Regions from separate parts of the Homo sapiens genome. Here region 2 is linked to region 1. A link is a loop called in an ENCODE intact Hi-C map of the cell type or tissue named here. Cell type or tissue: chondrocyte. All regions are shown on one strand.

Region 1 (8,000 bases):
TTACTTTTACTGGTAACAAAGGTTTTTGGGGGAGAAGATACTAAACAAATTAAGAAATTTATAAAAAATGGCCAGGTGTGGTGGCTTACGCCTGTAATCCCAGCACTTTGGGAGGCTGAGGCGGGCAGATCAAAAGTTCAGGAGATCAAGACCATCCTGGCTAACACAGTGAAACCCCGTCTCTACTAAAAACTAAAAACAAATAAAAAAATTAGCTGGGCATGGTGGCGGGCGGGCGCCTGTAGTCCCAGAAAGAAGGGCGTGAACCCAGGAGGCAGAACTTACAGTGAGCCGAGATTGCGCCACTGCACTCCAGCCTAGGCGATAGAGCAAGACTCCGTCTCAAAAAAAAAAAAAAAAAAATTTATAAAAAATGTCAGTCAATGCTACAGAAAGTAGTATATTAAGACAGATACTCTCATTAGTGCCAGTAAGAATGTAAATAGGTAGGCCAGGCATGGTGGCTCACACTTGTAATCCCAAGCACTTTGGGAGGCCAAGGCAGGTGGATCACTAGAGGTCAGGAGTTTGAGACCAGCCTGGCTAACATGGTGAAACCTCATCTCTACTAAAAATACAAAAATTAGCCAGGTGTGGTGGCATGCGCTTGTAAACCCAGCTACTTGGCAGGCTGACGCAGGAGAATCACTTGAACCCGGGTGGTGGAGGTTGCAGTGAGCCGAGATCACGCCACGGCACTCCAGCCTGGGCAACAGAGCGAGACTATCTCAGAAAAAAAAAAAAAAAAAAAGAGTAAGTTGGCATTTTGTTTTTGGGAATGTGTTTTGCAATGCAAAGCCTAAAAACAGCCAATTTTAAAAATTAATACTCATGAAATAATATAAAATACATAAAGATGTTCTCTGCTCTTTGCAATAAACTAGGAAAAAACCCTCTGAATGTACAAACAATAAGGGATGATTAAGGTTTATCCCGATGAAGCCATTTAACAGGCTATACATTTAGATCTAATTAATATAGGTAGATGTTTAAAGTTTCATGAGGACACTGCTCTTATCTAGCTTTCCACTTTTGTATCCCTAGGGCATAGAATAAGGCCTAGCACATAAATGTTTAATAAGTATTTGGTAAATAAATGAAAAAGTAATGTCGAGTAAAAACGATATAAAATTTTATAAAATGTGATTTCTGTGAAGAAGCTGTATAGAAAAAGAATTGGAAAGACACACAAACAAATGGGAAAAGAGGTCATGGGCAATTTAAAAAAATAGCTTTATTGAGGTATACTTTGACATGCCATAAAATTCACCCATTGTATGTGTACAATTCAATTACTTCATTTATACAACTGTTCAATTATCACCATATTCCAGCTTAATGGTCAATATTTGCTTTGTCATTTGATCTTTTCTCTATGGTAAGCAAAAATCTATTATTTGAAAGGTTCCTTCACTGAAAGCTGGGTGGAGTTGAACTCTAAAATTACCTACAAAATTACTTTCTATCTAGTCATCTATGTCTAATTCTTCAATTTGACACATGCATGTTACTAGCACAAGCTGCATTTTAAAGGCAGCAGGAAGGTCTTTTACTATCATTAGAAGTTAACTTTAAGGATTGAGCAGGCACGATACAGCATAGATTGTTTCGTGTGCTATATAGTAAGGTCAATATTCTTGCTCCTTCTACAAATAAAAAAAAGTTCCACAGAATAACAAGTACAGGTGGAGTTCCCAACGGAAATGCAGGTACTGAATACAACCAACTGCAACTGTTTCTCTGCTCCTCAATCCTGCTGGCGTAGTACGCGAGCTGCCGACGTCCCCCAACCCACCAGGTAAGCCGGCCGCTCCTGTCCCTAGGCTGTGAGGGGTTCAGAGGTAAGACCTTCGGTGTATTCACTTAGCTCCCTACGGAAAACTTCGAGAAGAAGGCGACTGAGATCGGTTAGCACTTAAATCCCTTTCAAAGCCCCGGCTCCCATCGCCCCTCCTATGGCCTCCTACCTGCAGAGAAGCAAAGCAGGTACACCCAGTGCCTTAGGCGGGCCAAGCCTAGCACTGTGGGAGCAAAAAACATGGCTTCATCGTCAGGGTGCGCTATGACCAGCAGGGTCCGGCTTTCGGCTCCCAGCCGTCCTCCCTGCTCCCGACTCTTCATTCGTTCTGAGGAGTCCCAAACCCAGAGGAAGCCCCATGCCAAGACCGCCAACGCCACACACAGGAGCCACATTGCTTCCATGATGGGTAAGCAGCACTGAGCCTGCGCAGTAGGAAAGGCTGCCTCTGACCCTGACTCCGGCTGGAAAACTTCACCGGGGAATGTTGGGTTCCGCTGTTAAGTCCCTCCCGCCGACATGCTCCGGAAGCTTGAGGTTTTAACGTTAAGGGTTCTCTTGTGTTTTAACACAGAAGTCTCCATGCCGTCCAGTTTCCTACCCTAGTCCTACCACACTGTACAATCGGTTTAAAAGGAAGCGTCTTATATATAAGCTCCCACTTATAGGAAGAGTTCCTTCCTCTTCATTTTCGAATTCATTTCTTAAAACTCGGGCCTTTCTCGTAATTATAGGGTTAGACAGCCCGTTATCCGTATGACAGTTTTCCAAAATAGCCAGTTACACCAACTTTGTTATTCCTTCTCACTTTTGGATGGCTTTCTTTACCTTTTTTTTTTTTTTTGAGAGGCTCTGTCGCCCAGGCTGGAGTGCAGTGGAGCGATCTCGGCTCACTGCAACCTCTGTCTCCCGGGTTCAAGCGACTCTTCTGCCTCAGCCTCCCGAGTAGCTGGGACTATAGGCGCGCGCCACCACGCCCAGCTAATTTTTGTATTTTTAGTAGAGAGGGGGTTTCACCATGTTAACTAGGCTGGTCTCGAACTCCTGACTTCGTGATCCGCTCGCCTCGGCCTCCCAAAGTGCTGGGATTACAGGCCTGAGCCACCGCGCCCGGCCCTTTCTTTTTTTTTTTTGAAACGGTCTGGCTCCGTCGCCCAGGCTGGAGTGCAGTGGCGCGACCTAGGTTCGCTGCTACCTCAGCCTCCCGCGTTCAAGCAATTCTCCCACTTCGGTCTCCCCAGTAGCTGGGATTACTGGCGCGCGCCACCACGCCCGCTTAATTTTTGTATTTTTAGTAGTGACGGGGTTTCTCCATGTTCGTCAGGCTGGTCTCGAACTCCTGACCTTAAGTGATGGCCCGCCTCGGCCTCCCTAAGTGCTGGGATTACAAGCGTGACCCACTGCGTCCGGTCGGGCCTGGCTTTTCTAAAGGAACGTATGCGTGCGGTTACGAGGAACCGTCGTTTCCCCAGCAGGGTGAGGCTGAGCGTGCACTTAACAGTCGCGAGGGCCACAGGCTCCTCTTGCAAGTAACTTAAGGTTAAGGAGCAACATCGTGGACAAATCGGCCTCGCCCAGCATTTCAGTGAGGGCTTGGTGCGAATTCCAGCCAGAGCCCTAGAAAGTATCTTGGGCAGGTCGAAATGCACCCCTCCAGCTCCCAGCCACGAGGGGACCGGCTTCCCTGTACGCAGCTCCGGCCAGAGGAGGCCGCCGCCGCCCCACCACGCCGCGGAGGGGTTTGCAGGGTCCCTTCCACGGCCTGGAGTTTTTCCTTTTCCCACGCCTGAGGAAGGCCTCGGGCGCGCGGAACAGACGGGCAGGCGGGGGGCGCACAAGCCCAGGGCACGATGGCAGCAGCGCTGGATCCGGCTGGGCGCTGCTCGGCCCCGTATCCGTCCGAGAGGACCGCCGCTGCCAGGCCTAGAGGAGACATGAAGAGACCGGGCGCAGCGCGACCCGGGAAGCTCCGCCGAGGTAGGAGAGGCGCCCGGCCAGCGGAGGGAGTTGGTCTCCCAACTCTCCGGAAGGAGGAGGAGCCGGCGCTGGAGCCGCCTTAGCCGCGGCTCCGCGGGCTGGGGGGAGGGAGAGGGGTTGAGTCAAGATGGCGGCCAAGGTGGCGAAGCAGCAGCCGCGGCGGCGGCGGCGGCTGGAGTGAGCGTCCGACTCGCCGCGCCGAACGAGGTCCCGGTGTAGGGCCGCGCGCCGTGGCCGCGTCCCACTCCTCAGGCCGGGGCGCACGTCGGCTCCCACGCTTAGCCAGCTCCCGGTGAGTAGGCCCTGGCGCCTGCAACCCCGGCCTCCGGGCTCCTGCTAGTCCGGGGGCTTCCGAGGGCTCCCGGGGCAGCAGCCGCTGGGACGGTTTCTCCGCCGGGCGGGGGGTGTCGCAGGCCTGGGCAGGTCGGGACCCGTCCTGGCCGCCTGGCCTCTTCCACTCGGCAGCCCAGGAGAGAGCCGGGCGCGGCGGGGAGCTCGGGCTGGGCTAGCGGAGGCTTATGGAGTTTGGAGGAAGAATGGGCTGTGGCCGGGCCGGGGCTGGCCCCGAGGTGTCCTGTGCGGAGGGGCGTGCGGAGCCTACAGGGCCTGCGAGGGAGAGCGGGCAGCCGGTGCCCCGGGTGGGGCCGGCGCAGGTGGCGGGCCTGGGCTCACTGAGGCGGAGTTGGTGGCCGACTTGGAAGTGTAGAAGGGGCTGCGGAGGTTGACAGCCATGGACAAGTGCGTGCAGAGTAAATTAGTTCACCTTTCTAACAGACCGCTTCAGGGTGTAATGGCGAAGGCTGGGTACTGGTGGAGATGGCAAAGATCCGAACACTATACCTTCTGCCGTTTATTGTTGGTGTTTTCTTAAGCGAAGTCCGTAAGTGCACCCCTTTTTGGGGAGAGAGGAATTTGAGAAACTGTAGTTGTGAAATCAGCCTTTATGGAGAGGAGACTGAATTCTTCAAATTAACTGGATCAGGAATAGTCATGTATTAAAGGAATGGATGGGAATAAGTGATATGGACGAAAACTATTTGCTCAGGAAGTGTCAGTTTTCTTTATGTGATGTTGCATGCTGCGGTGCCTCTTCCACAGAGTTAACCTTGGAGAGTAGTAGTATAGGTAATTCTAATCTTTGGGATTAGTATGTAAACCTGCATCAGATTTGCTTCTCTAATTATATCCTAATTATATTGAAATTTACATTCCTTGTGTGCACCCTGGTGAGGCAGTGATGGAAGGCTGAACATGGCACTGTGCAAGGAGCAACAGGCCCGGGATTTAAAAATGCCTACAAAGATTCATTCATTCGTTCAATATATCTTGATCAATAGCTGCTGATGCTGGGTCACATGTGATTGTCCTGTGGATAACTGAAGAGTTGATGGCATCGTTTAATTTTTAATAGCTTTTTAAAATGTTTTGATGTACCTTTTCATGAAGATATTTATTGGATGAACCAACTTGTACTTGCCCGGGCTCAGGAGCAGACCAATTTTAGAATGTTATTTAGACAAGGGTAACAATTACAGAAGAAGTAACCGCAAGTTACTGGAGAGAGAAATCTTGTATCTTTTTTTCTTTTTCTGTTAACATCCGGTGGAAGTTTATTTATTTGTTTTAATATTTATAGTACCCAGTTGCTTGGCCTTGCTTTAAGCACACCTGTTAATGGAAATCAAGATTAATTGTATATATGGATATAGCTATGTATAAAATGCTCACAGTAGGAACTGATTACTTACAATACTAAAATACTCTTTCCTTTTACAAAAGGCTTGCCATATGTTGAACTACTCCCCCGGAGAAAATATAATACAAAGTATCTTGATTCTTGCTCTAACTATGTGATTTTGGAACTTGATCAACCTTTCTGTGCTTCAGTTTCCTCATCTTGAATATTAGGTAAACATCTACTCTCCTAGGGTTGGCTGTTGTGAGCCTAAAGGGAGTTAATAGTTATAAAATTGTTTTAAACAGATTGAAGGGGTTATATTTCTGTGAGGTGGTAACAGCTCCCTCTGGGCTCCTGTAATGCTTTTTCTGCACATCTCTCGCGGCATTTACACTTTCTATCTTGTAGGTATTTATGTACCTATTTTATCTCTTGAGAGCAGGATAGGCCCTTCGCTGATTTTATCTTTTTTTTTTTTTTTTTTTTGAGACAGTCTTGCTCTGTCACCCAGGCTGGAGTGCAGTGGCGCAATCTCAGCTCATTGCAACCTCCGCCTCCGGGTTCAAGCAATTCTTCTGCCTCAGCCTCCCGAGTAGCTGGGACTACAGGCGCGTGCCACCATGCCTGGCTAATTTTTTTGTACTTTGAGTAGAGACGGGGTTTCACCGTGTTAGCCAGGATGGTCTCAATCTCCTGACCTCGTGATCCGCCTGCCTTGGCCTCCCAAAGTGCTGGGATTACAGGCGTGAGCCACCGTGCCTGGCTTATTTTTAATTGAATACTTGTTGGATTTAAAAAACAGTAAAATTTGTGTTTTGCCTATCCTCTTAATCAAAAAAGAATGAAATGATGGAAATTAACTTATAGGAAAGATTAGATTAGTTAATAACTTTTTTAAAGCTTTTTTTTTTTTTTTTTGGAGACAGGGTCTCTTTTGCCCAGGCTGAAATACAGTGGCTCGCTGCAGCCTTGACCTCTGGACTCAGGTGATCCTTCCACCTCAGCCTCCCAAGTCGCTGGGACTACAGGCACAGGCCACCACGCCTGGTTAATTTTTTTTTTTGTTTGTAGAGAAAGGGTTTGACCATGTTGTCTAGGCTGGTCTCGAGCTCCTGGGCTCAAGCGATCTGCCTGTCTCAGCCTCCCAAAGTGCTAGGATGATAGGGGTGAGCCACTGCACCCGGCCTTAAAAGCATTAAAAAAAATTGTGTTATGAATTGGTGAAATTTTCTTTTCTTACCTTTGTTATCTGCTGTAGAAGGCAAAGGCCTTTGGATAGACTGGGGGTTGATGTAGGTGAGTGTCAGGCTGTTTGTTTTTTAAAAAATATGTTTTGGTTATTTGGTTTTAATTGTATTCTGTGATCTATCTTAGTTGTAATTTCAAATTCTTCTTGATGCCTGGGAATGATGGAACTCTTGCATATTTAGTTCCATCTGTTCTTTTACTTAAGATACTGGATTTTACTAGACTATGATATAAAACAACTAGTAAAGATTGATCAGAATTTATTGTGTATAGTCTTATTTGTAGATTAGAGATTCATATATTTTTGTTTACTCACTTATATTCAACCAGTATGAGGTGCTTTTTATGTTCTGGCACACTACTAAATACTAGAAAGTTATAAAATATAGTCGAGCAGATCAGTTATATTCACAAATAACTCAGTCTATAGATTATCTTTTTTTTTTCTTTTTTTTTCCTTTGAGACAGGGTCTCGCTCTTGTCACCCAGGCTGGAGGGCAGTGGCGTGATCTCAGGCTCACTGCAACTTCAGCTTCCCAGGTTCAAGTGATTCTCCTGCCTCAGCCTCCTGAGTAGCTGGGATTACAGGCATGCGCCACCATGCCTGGCTAATTTTTGTATTTTTAGTAGAGACGTGTTGGTCAGGCTGGTCTTGAACTCCTGACCTCATGATCTACCCGCCTTGGCCTCCCAAAGTGCTGGGATTACAGGTGTGAGCCACTGTGCCCGGCCCTATAGATTATCTTATATTTGGTCCTTTTCAGGTTTGAGGATGCAAAAAATACATGTATACATGTAAATGGTTAAGAAAACATTTTGTTTCTTTTTCTATTAGCACTTTTTAAGAGCACTGGAAAACTATGAAAAGCTTCTGTAATGTAGTAATAACCGTATGTGGAGCATCTGTTTTTTATTTTGGTTTTCTTGTGGTGGCATTTTTCCTTGAACACTTATACTGTTCTTCTACCATTTTTTTCCTACCCCAGTAGCTTGTGTGGTCAAAATATTACTAGAATAGTCTTCAGATACAACCTATTTTTTTTTTCTTTGCATTTGAAAGTCTGAGACTGTATGAAACACTGCGAATGTTCCTATGGAGTTCTTCAGACAGTTTGCTTCTTCCGTATGTCCTGCTGTTACTTTTATTTAACAGCGATCTCAAAAACAACAAAATTGGTTAAAATAAAATGTTAATGGCAGGGCACAGTGGCTCATGCCTATAATCCTAGTACTTTGGGAGGCTGAGGTGATAGGACCACTTGAGGCCAGGAGTTTGAGACCAACCTGCACAACAGAGCG
Region 2 (8,000 bases), 190 kb after region 1:
ATTTTGTAAGATGGGGTTTCTCCATGTTGGTCAGGCTGGTCTTGAACTCCCGACCTCAGGTGATCTGCCCACCTTGGCCTCCCAAAGTGCTGGGATTACAGGCGTGAGCCACTGCGCCCAGCCTGTTTTTGCGTTTTCTTAAGCTGTAGGAGGCTTTCTGGGGACAGTTAAACATCTAGAAACTGATGAAGGGTAGCAGTGTTCATTAATTACCTCATTTCTCAATCTTGTAGACTTTAAAATCTGCCCAGTGAGATTCAGCAGATGACTTGCATCCTGCTGCCCCTCAGTCTGCAGACGTTCCTGGGTACTTGTCCATTGTCGTCTGAGAACTATACTCTTGCATTTCTCTTGAAGAGTTAAGAAAGCTCTTGCTATAACCTGACTCTGTGATTCTCCATGGAAACATCTGATATAGACTTAACTAAAAATCTAGCCTGGGCTTTCTCTTCTGGGCTCAGCAGCCCTCACTCATATGCTACTCATGTTACTCTTCTTTTTTGGACCCGCACTGACTGCTATATATCATTGGCTAGGATTTAAGTGGTGAGACTTTGGCCATTCCGTGTTGTATTCATTTTGCTTTCATGGTGTCACATGACCATTTTACAATAATCCTATTCTACTCCATCCTACAAAAGTTGGATTGGATGAAATACCAGTTATGTTCATGACAATGAAAACCTAATTTTTCTTTTGTCAGGCTCAACTCAGTTTCCTTATAACCCTCTGACTATGCGGATGCTCAGCAGTACTCCACCAACACCGATTGCATGTGCTCCCTCTGCGGTGAACCAAGCAGCTCCTCACCAACAGAACAGGATCTGGGAGCGAGAGCCTGCCCCACTGCTCTCAGCACAGTACGAGACCCTGTCGGATAGTGATGACTGAACTGCACAAAGTGAGGGGAACAGGGTGCAGGAGAGGGATCTCTAGTTTTTGTGGTTTAATTTTTAGTAGCAGGTCAAAAACCTGCCCTCCTGTGACTTATTCCCTGAGACTTTTCAGGAGAGCCAGCCCACAGATGATGAAGAAATGATGGAAGTTCATTTGGAGAGTCAAATGGGAAAAAAACAAACAAAAAACTGCCTTTGATACAGGCAATTCAGTGGACTATAATAATAGTGGAGGGTTGAGATGTAGAGTTTTTAAAAAGTGAACAGTTGCTGTTCTTACATCTGTAAAGAAAACCATAATGTCTTTAAATCACTCTTCTGTAAATAGATGACCTTTTTGCAGTGTATATCCCCTTGCTGTAGTATCTGGTGTACTTATGTTCAAATCAGCGCATCAACTTTGGGGGTGATTTTTAAAAATCTTTTTGTCTATCTATCTTTTTAACCCTAGCCTTCTAAACAACCTCATACAGCCCAGTTACATAATGTTGGCTGTCACGGGCATTGTACTTTTATCTGATATTGTTTCCTCTAAATTCAGCTTTCCAGTGATGTTTAAAATCTTGTGAAAATGTTTAGATTTTTAACACAGACCCTGTCATAAAATCTGTACATTAGGGTCAAAAGGTAAAAGTAACAAATTCTGCCATATTGTAAATTTCCAGTGCAGGCTTTAATTTTTTTTTTTCATTAGTAGCACTGAAAAAATATTACTGCATGGGTATGTTCTAGTTCAGTTTATAAAGTTTTAAAGGCTTATTTGAGGCATACCTCACTGTTACGCACACTGGTAATTTAACCATGCCCCTAAGTATTCCTTTTCTCCTGCATTTGATGCAGCCCAACAAAGCTTTTGTTTTGAAATAAATTTGACTACCCTGTCCATAGCTACAGTAGATTATTTGTGGTTTAAGGCTCCTGGTGTCTCAGGTTCCAAAGGAAAAGCTTACATATTTTTCCCTTAGTTTGAATATATGATTGGTTGGGTTAAAAGATAATGATCTGTGTAGTATTTAGATAAGCTTTATGCTGCATCCTGAAAAACTCATGGTGAACACAGTCCTTTTTCCCCATCACTATGGACCAGCATTTACTCTCACTTTGCTCCCTTGGGACAAGAGTTTACTGTTAAATGTTTTCATTTCACAGAGTCTCAAGGTGCAAATAATTTAAAAGACTGAATTCTAAACTAATTATGGTACTAGAGGGCCAGTTTTATCTTTCATTAAGAATTGCTTGCTGAATTTTAAAGTTTTTTTCATACAATTTATCATAGCATTTAAGTATCTTTCTATAACATAGATACTAACAGTTTTGGGAGAATGCCACTGGTAACTGGAAAGGGGAGAAACAGATCTCTCAGGATGATAAAAATTAGCACTTTACAGACTTTCAAGTAGACCTAAACTTTTAAACAAAAGTACTCAAGGCTTTTAAGGAAGCAGCTCTGTGATTAGCTACTGACCAAGACCCTCCTATCACTGGTGTCTAATCCCTATGTTACAGATGAAGACACAGGTTTAGTACTTTGCCCATATAGTTAAATTAGTGACAGAGATAGGCCATAAGCCCACATTTGTCTTCAGTCAAAGCTTTCACTCCTGTCCCTGTTCCACTCCTGTATACCTGAGGTCCCCAACATAAACTTTAGATCAGGCTTAGTGGTCAGCATTCCTAGTACTTGGAAAGTTGGTATTTTTTACAACAGATATATGTAAACATATAAAAATTTCAAAATGAATGAAAAACAGTGACTAAATGTTCCACTTCACAGTTTTCTGCTGAATTTTTTTTTTTCAGGTACTGGTAATATTTTAGAGTTTGTTAATAATTTATATTGCCAACCTACCATAAAAGAGATTATGATGGTATTTTTCTATGACCCTGAGGGTCTTAAGCTATTCTGAGTCAGAATACAGTTGACCCTTGAACAACACGGGTTTGAACTGTGTGGGTCCACTTATACATGGATTTTCTTCCACCTCTGCCACCCAAGATAGCAAGACCAACCCCTTCTCATCCTCAGCCTATTCAACATGAAGATGACAAGGATGAAGACCTTCATGATGATCCACTTCCACTTAATGAATAGTAAATATATTTTCTCTTCCTTATAATCTTAACAAACATTTTCTCTTCTCTAGCTTACTTTATTGTAAGAATACAGTATATAATACATATACAAAATATGTGTCAATCGACTATGTTATCCGTAAGACTTCTGGTCAGCAGTAGGCCATGAGTAGTTAAGTTTTGGAGGAGTCAAAGTTAGATGTGGATTTTTGACTACTTAGGGGGTCTATGCCCCTAACTCCTGCATTATTTGAAGGTCAACCGTATAGTTTCTGAGAACATGTCAGATCAGAGCCTAACTTCTTACTCTTGCAGTTCTACCTGAGGACCCGAAGGTGAGGTGCTGTGAACCACTCCCTCCATCCTCATCATAATGCATGTGCGTATTACTTTATTTACCATCACCTGGAGAAGAAATCTCAGAATGAGAGTTAAAATCCAATAATAGTTCTTGGTTCAAAATAAATGAAAGGACAGAATTCTCACATGGTTTACCTATGGAGGTTCACCTTATCATGATTTAAGTGGTAAGCACAGAGCAGCACTGACAACTTACTGTGGTTCACTGCAAACCAAAACATGATATTCTTTGTAGACTTAGATTTCAGTGTTCTGACACTATATCCTTACACGTGATTTTTTTAGCACCCAGAACTAAATTAAGGTCTTCCTAATACTCTTCATAAAAGTATTCTGACAGCCAGTTTTCCACTGCATGTTTATGACTGCAAATTTCATAATGCTTTTAATTTTGGTACACTGAGTGATTCTATTTTAAAAATATTTATGCCCAGAAAACTCCAGTGACCATTGGACAGTTAAAAAATTTTAATGACACGATTTTAACCAATTCACTTTTGAATTTAGACCAATCAGTAAAGGAGATCAGTCCTCCTTTTGCTTCAGTACCTTATTTTACAACAGTGTAAATGAACTGTAATGAAAACACCCACATGAAGAGACTGTCCTGAAAACTCCTAGTGTTTCCAACAACGAGACCATGAGCTGAGTCACTGTGGATGATTTAAAATTAATAAATAAATAAAACTTGGAATGAAAAACCTTTCAGTAACCCCTGCAGTTGTGAAAAGGTAAAAACATTCTCAATGCAAAAGGTGAGTGGTTGACATTAATTTTTTTAAGAAATCACCATACGTTAATACTGGTTTCTACTGAAACAGTCTGATTTATATTGTATCTTATCTCTCTGAGCTAGACTTGGTAAACGGCATTAGCTGCATGGTAAATAATATGAGATTAGACAGAAAATAGGAAGAAATTTACATCTGCAACATACAAAACTCTAGTTTTAGTCTAATCCCTGAGGATTTGGACCTCAAGGTTTCTGGTGTTTTTATTTTCTTCAGAAAGTTTTTTTTTTTTTTTTTTTTTTTTTTTTGAGAAATGCAAAGATTACTGGGATACATACAATATTGTTGTGTAGTCTCATTTATTATGAAGATTCTTCCAGTATGTACATACGAACCAAAAGTATCAGTTTATCAGTCCCACTCACATCCCACCCCCACAGGCATACCAACAGGGTCAATCTTCCTTCATGGTACCTAGAAAAACTGTCTTTTTCCTTAGGTAAATGGCTAAAAATGTATTCATGACTGCTGCAGTAAGAGCATCCACCTATGTATCTTTACATACTTTGAGACAGTGTGATAAAGCTCTTTCAGCACAGCAGTCTATTCATTCAAAGTCATCTAACCAAATACCTTCCCCCACAGCTAAGAAAGAATCCCAGTGTTTCCCTAGTTTAGAGATGAAGATACTGAAATTGCAAAAGCAAAAAGGCTAGGACTAAGATCCAGGTCAGTAGTTCAGCTATACCAGCAGTACACATTAGAATTACGAAGAGTTTTAAAATATACCTGTAGGGGCCTATTCTGACTCAGAACAGCCTGGGCTGTGTGTCCTTAAAGAGTACTTGAGATGACTCAGTTGTGTGACTAAGGCTGCAAAGGAAGTAGAGTGTTCAGATAACACAGACAAAAGGTTACATCATTCTTAGTTTTTAGTTTTATATAAACACCCCCATTTTTAGTTTTATATAACCAGATAAATATGGTTCACTTTTATTTAAATTCAAATGGGTGCTATACTGTCACGTGCCTAATCCCCACTTTACAACTTCATGCTGGATGCTGGTAGCAAACTAAGATATTTTTCTCTTTTATGTATTAAATTCCACTTGTGCTTCATGAAACAGACTATAAGAACAACAATTCACCATAATCCCCCTTTGCCATGAGGAAGGTAATTCTGGTCAGTTTGCCAGGTATTGATAAAGTAAAGTAAGAGAAGACAGGGCAGCAAATCAGCAGACCAAAAACTTATGGTAGAAATGCCAGGCTGAATCACCACACCCACAGCGCACAGGAACACCAGCCCATATGAATCTACAGTTCTACTTAGACCAGCAGGGACAGCACCAAGTCACGTGTTACAACTGAAAGCATCACTTGACGACATCCTGAAAGGTCATAATCAGTTGGGAATGAAAGTCATTTTTCCTTTAAAATACAAAAATGGCAGTGTGTACAACCCCTCCTTCACTAAGGCTAAATTGAGGAAACCTGAATATCAAAAACGACAGATTTAAGCCATTGATCGGGTGCCACAGAGACAGGAATGATAGCTATTCTTCCACATTACTAGACATTATTCTCCCTACACAAAAATGGATTTAGAGCTTGACAGAATTTGTCAAAGGTCTACTTTTCTTTGACAGCTCAGCCAACTCTTCCCTGATGTGTTGTACAGAAATTTCATCTTTTTTCAGCTTTGCTTGCTTCAGTGCTTCCTGGTAGATCTCTTTTGCTTGTGTATATCGTTCTAAAATAACCCAGAGAGAAGGGACAGTAAGAAGAAAGTGTATGTTTTCAAGGTGATTCTGAAGAGAGAGCATGAATGCAGATATAGGGCTAATTTACTGTGTGCTTATGAAGCGACAAGCTGGTGCTGCCTCATTTCATCCCCATCTGACAGGCTGGAACTCCACTGAATGCTGTGGGATTCCTAACGGCCCTTTCCAGTATATCCTGAGGACTTTGATGAGCCCAAGATTTCATGAATGGTGGTATGTGTAATACACCTGTCATCCCAGGTTTCTGAAAATGATCGGTATAGTGTGCTGACACTAAGAAATGTCTGACAAAATGATACTTCCTGTCATAAAGCTTCACCAGCACACTGTGAGAAACACATTGTAACTGAACACATTTAGAAATCTGTAAAGCACTACTGACGTAAGGTACTATCATTGCAAGGTTTTCTCCAGCTTGATGGGGTTCGACAGGCTAGTGCAGGTCTGTAGAAGTTACGTGAATTGAACACAATAGTACTTCAACCTAATCAATACCTCCTTTTTCTGCCATTCAACCAGTCTTTTAATTTACATGTTTATTCGTTGGCCCTTGCCCTCCCTACATACCACTTCACAAATCTATCAATCCAGTGACATCCCTCCCTTAAAGCAAGTCAGTTAAGTTTACATTGCTACCTACCTCTGTGCATCAAAACTGCAGCTAGATTACTGAGTACCATGTGTAGCTCAGGATGATTTATCTGTCTTGCCAGATCTGATGCCCTTTGCATATAAATATAGGCCTCATCAAAGCGGCCCTGTGCATCCAGGGTAGTAGCCAGGTCACTCATCAGCACAATGGTCTGTATGTAAAAGAAAAAACAATTTTTTCTTTAAAAACATGCCTTCACAGAACTTTAATGTGGAGTGCATCCAACTCTGAATACATAAGATTTCATCTTTCCTAGCATTCCACAAAAGATGAGGGATACCATTCTTTAACAAATTTGTGGGCATTTGTTAATCATAATCACATTGTACAGTGGACAATGTTAGTTCGACCTTTTGGGAAATAATACAAATCTGGAAATTAGGTAACAGACAGTGCTTATTAATCCAACTAATTACCCAGTTAGAAGCACCAAATGAAAAACAACAGCAAGAAGCTACACATATTATCTCCTTTAAGGCTGAGCAACTTTGAGAAGCCAGCCTCCTATGGTTTGATTGCCTCTGGAGCCCCACTGTATTATGTTGTTCCTGCTGATAACCCTGAGGCTCATCAAAAACAAGAAATACACCATCTATTTTAGGAAGATGCCCAGTAGGAGTTTTTTTAATTTGGCTACTGAAATGGAATTTCAGTATGGAAGAGGTAGACTTCCATACCTACTTCCCCACTGATGCCATGCTTTAAGCCCCCTGACTCTAGTACTTGGAGATCTGAATTCTGTACTTGCTTGTTTATTATTCCTCACTCCATTAAGGGACTCTTCATAATAAGTTATAAATCCCTTTCATGGAGATAATTCATAGCTCAACCTCCCTTTTCTTCCAAAACATATTACTCACCCTACCCATGTACCCCAGCCTTGGGACACATTCAGTTAAAATTGTTATGTCTTATATTGGCAGTAGCAAGCATTCATAGACAAAGCAATGCACTCCTTACATCTAAGAACTTACTCGGATGGAGGGGAGACCCAAAGAGATGATTTCAATTCAATGTGTTTAATGTTCTAACACAGAGCTTTACACGTTATACTTAAATTCTATAATATGCCAATGGTTTAAGTGTTTTTAATGTGGTCCCTTGCCCTTCCCTCACCTCTTGCCATTTTAACTGTGGGGCAAGGGAGGCAAGGATATTTGTGTATTAAACCGTTCCTCATAAGCTTCTAATAGGGGTATCTAGAGACCCCACTCTGAAATACTGTGCTGTGTCCATTGAAGCCTGACCAGTCCTGCTCTGTAGAAAGGTTGCTCTGTTGTGCAAACCATGGATCATGCAAAAAGTTCTGGGCAGACCTAGTAACTGATAACTAGTCTCAAATCCTTTCTGAAACAAGTAGTTGGGGTGAGGGTGCTGGTGATAAGAAAATGAGTAGACTGGGGACCAAGGAGGATCTAGGACCATCTGCTGATCCTGTTACCAATGAGTGTGACATTTCACACCCTTCAATTTTGAAGCCTTTGTTTTATATTCCCCCTTCTGT

What was found. Peaks named below come from ENCODE experiments on the same cell type or tissue, not always from the same donor. Only the 100,000 strongest peaks of a DNase experiment are listed, where the experiment ranks them.
Region 2: it touches region 1 in a loop (2.2-fold over the local background); 3 of 110 quality-filtered maps call a loop at or near these places.

The regions. Positions count from the first base shown.
Region 1 is chr17:16,211,429-16,219,428 of GRCh38, reverse strand. It overlaps NCOR1 (nuclear receptor corepressor 1), which reads left to right and starts at 3,895. Exons shown (of 46, transcript NM_006311.4): 1 at 3,895-4,067. It overlaps PIGL (phosphatidylinositol glycan anchor biosynthesis class L), which reads right to left and starts at 2,219. Exons shown (of 7, transcript NM_004278.4): 1 at 1,968-2,219. The coding sequence starts at 2,202. RefSeq lists enhancers at 2,194-2,443, 3,630-3,689, 3,267-4,182, 4,183-5,099 and a silencer at 3,960-4,429. In chondrocyte, CTCF peaks have their summits at 3,546 (motif pointing right) and 3,746; DNase peaks (open chromatin) are centred at 2,228, 3,237, 3,798 and 4,208.
Region 2 is chr17:16,025,187-16,033,186 of GRCh38, reverse strand. It overlaps TTC19 (tetratricopeptide repeat domain 19), which reads right to left. Exons shown (of 10, transcript NM_017775.4): 9 at 6,485-6,647; 10 at 3,783-5,813. The coding sequence ends at 5,665. It overlaps NCOR1 (nuclear receptor corepressor 1), which reads left to right. Exons shown (of 46, transcript NM_006311.4): 46 at 704-4,030. The coding sequence ends at 891. Among named protein-coding and RNA genes, the nearest start is that of TTC19, 29 kb to the right of the region's middle. RefSeq lists silencers at 4,951-5,000, 7,765-7,965. In chondrocyte, a CTCF peak has its summit at 4,830; no DNase peak of the experiment used is centred here.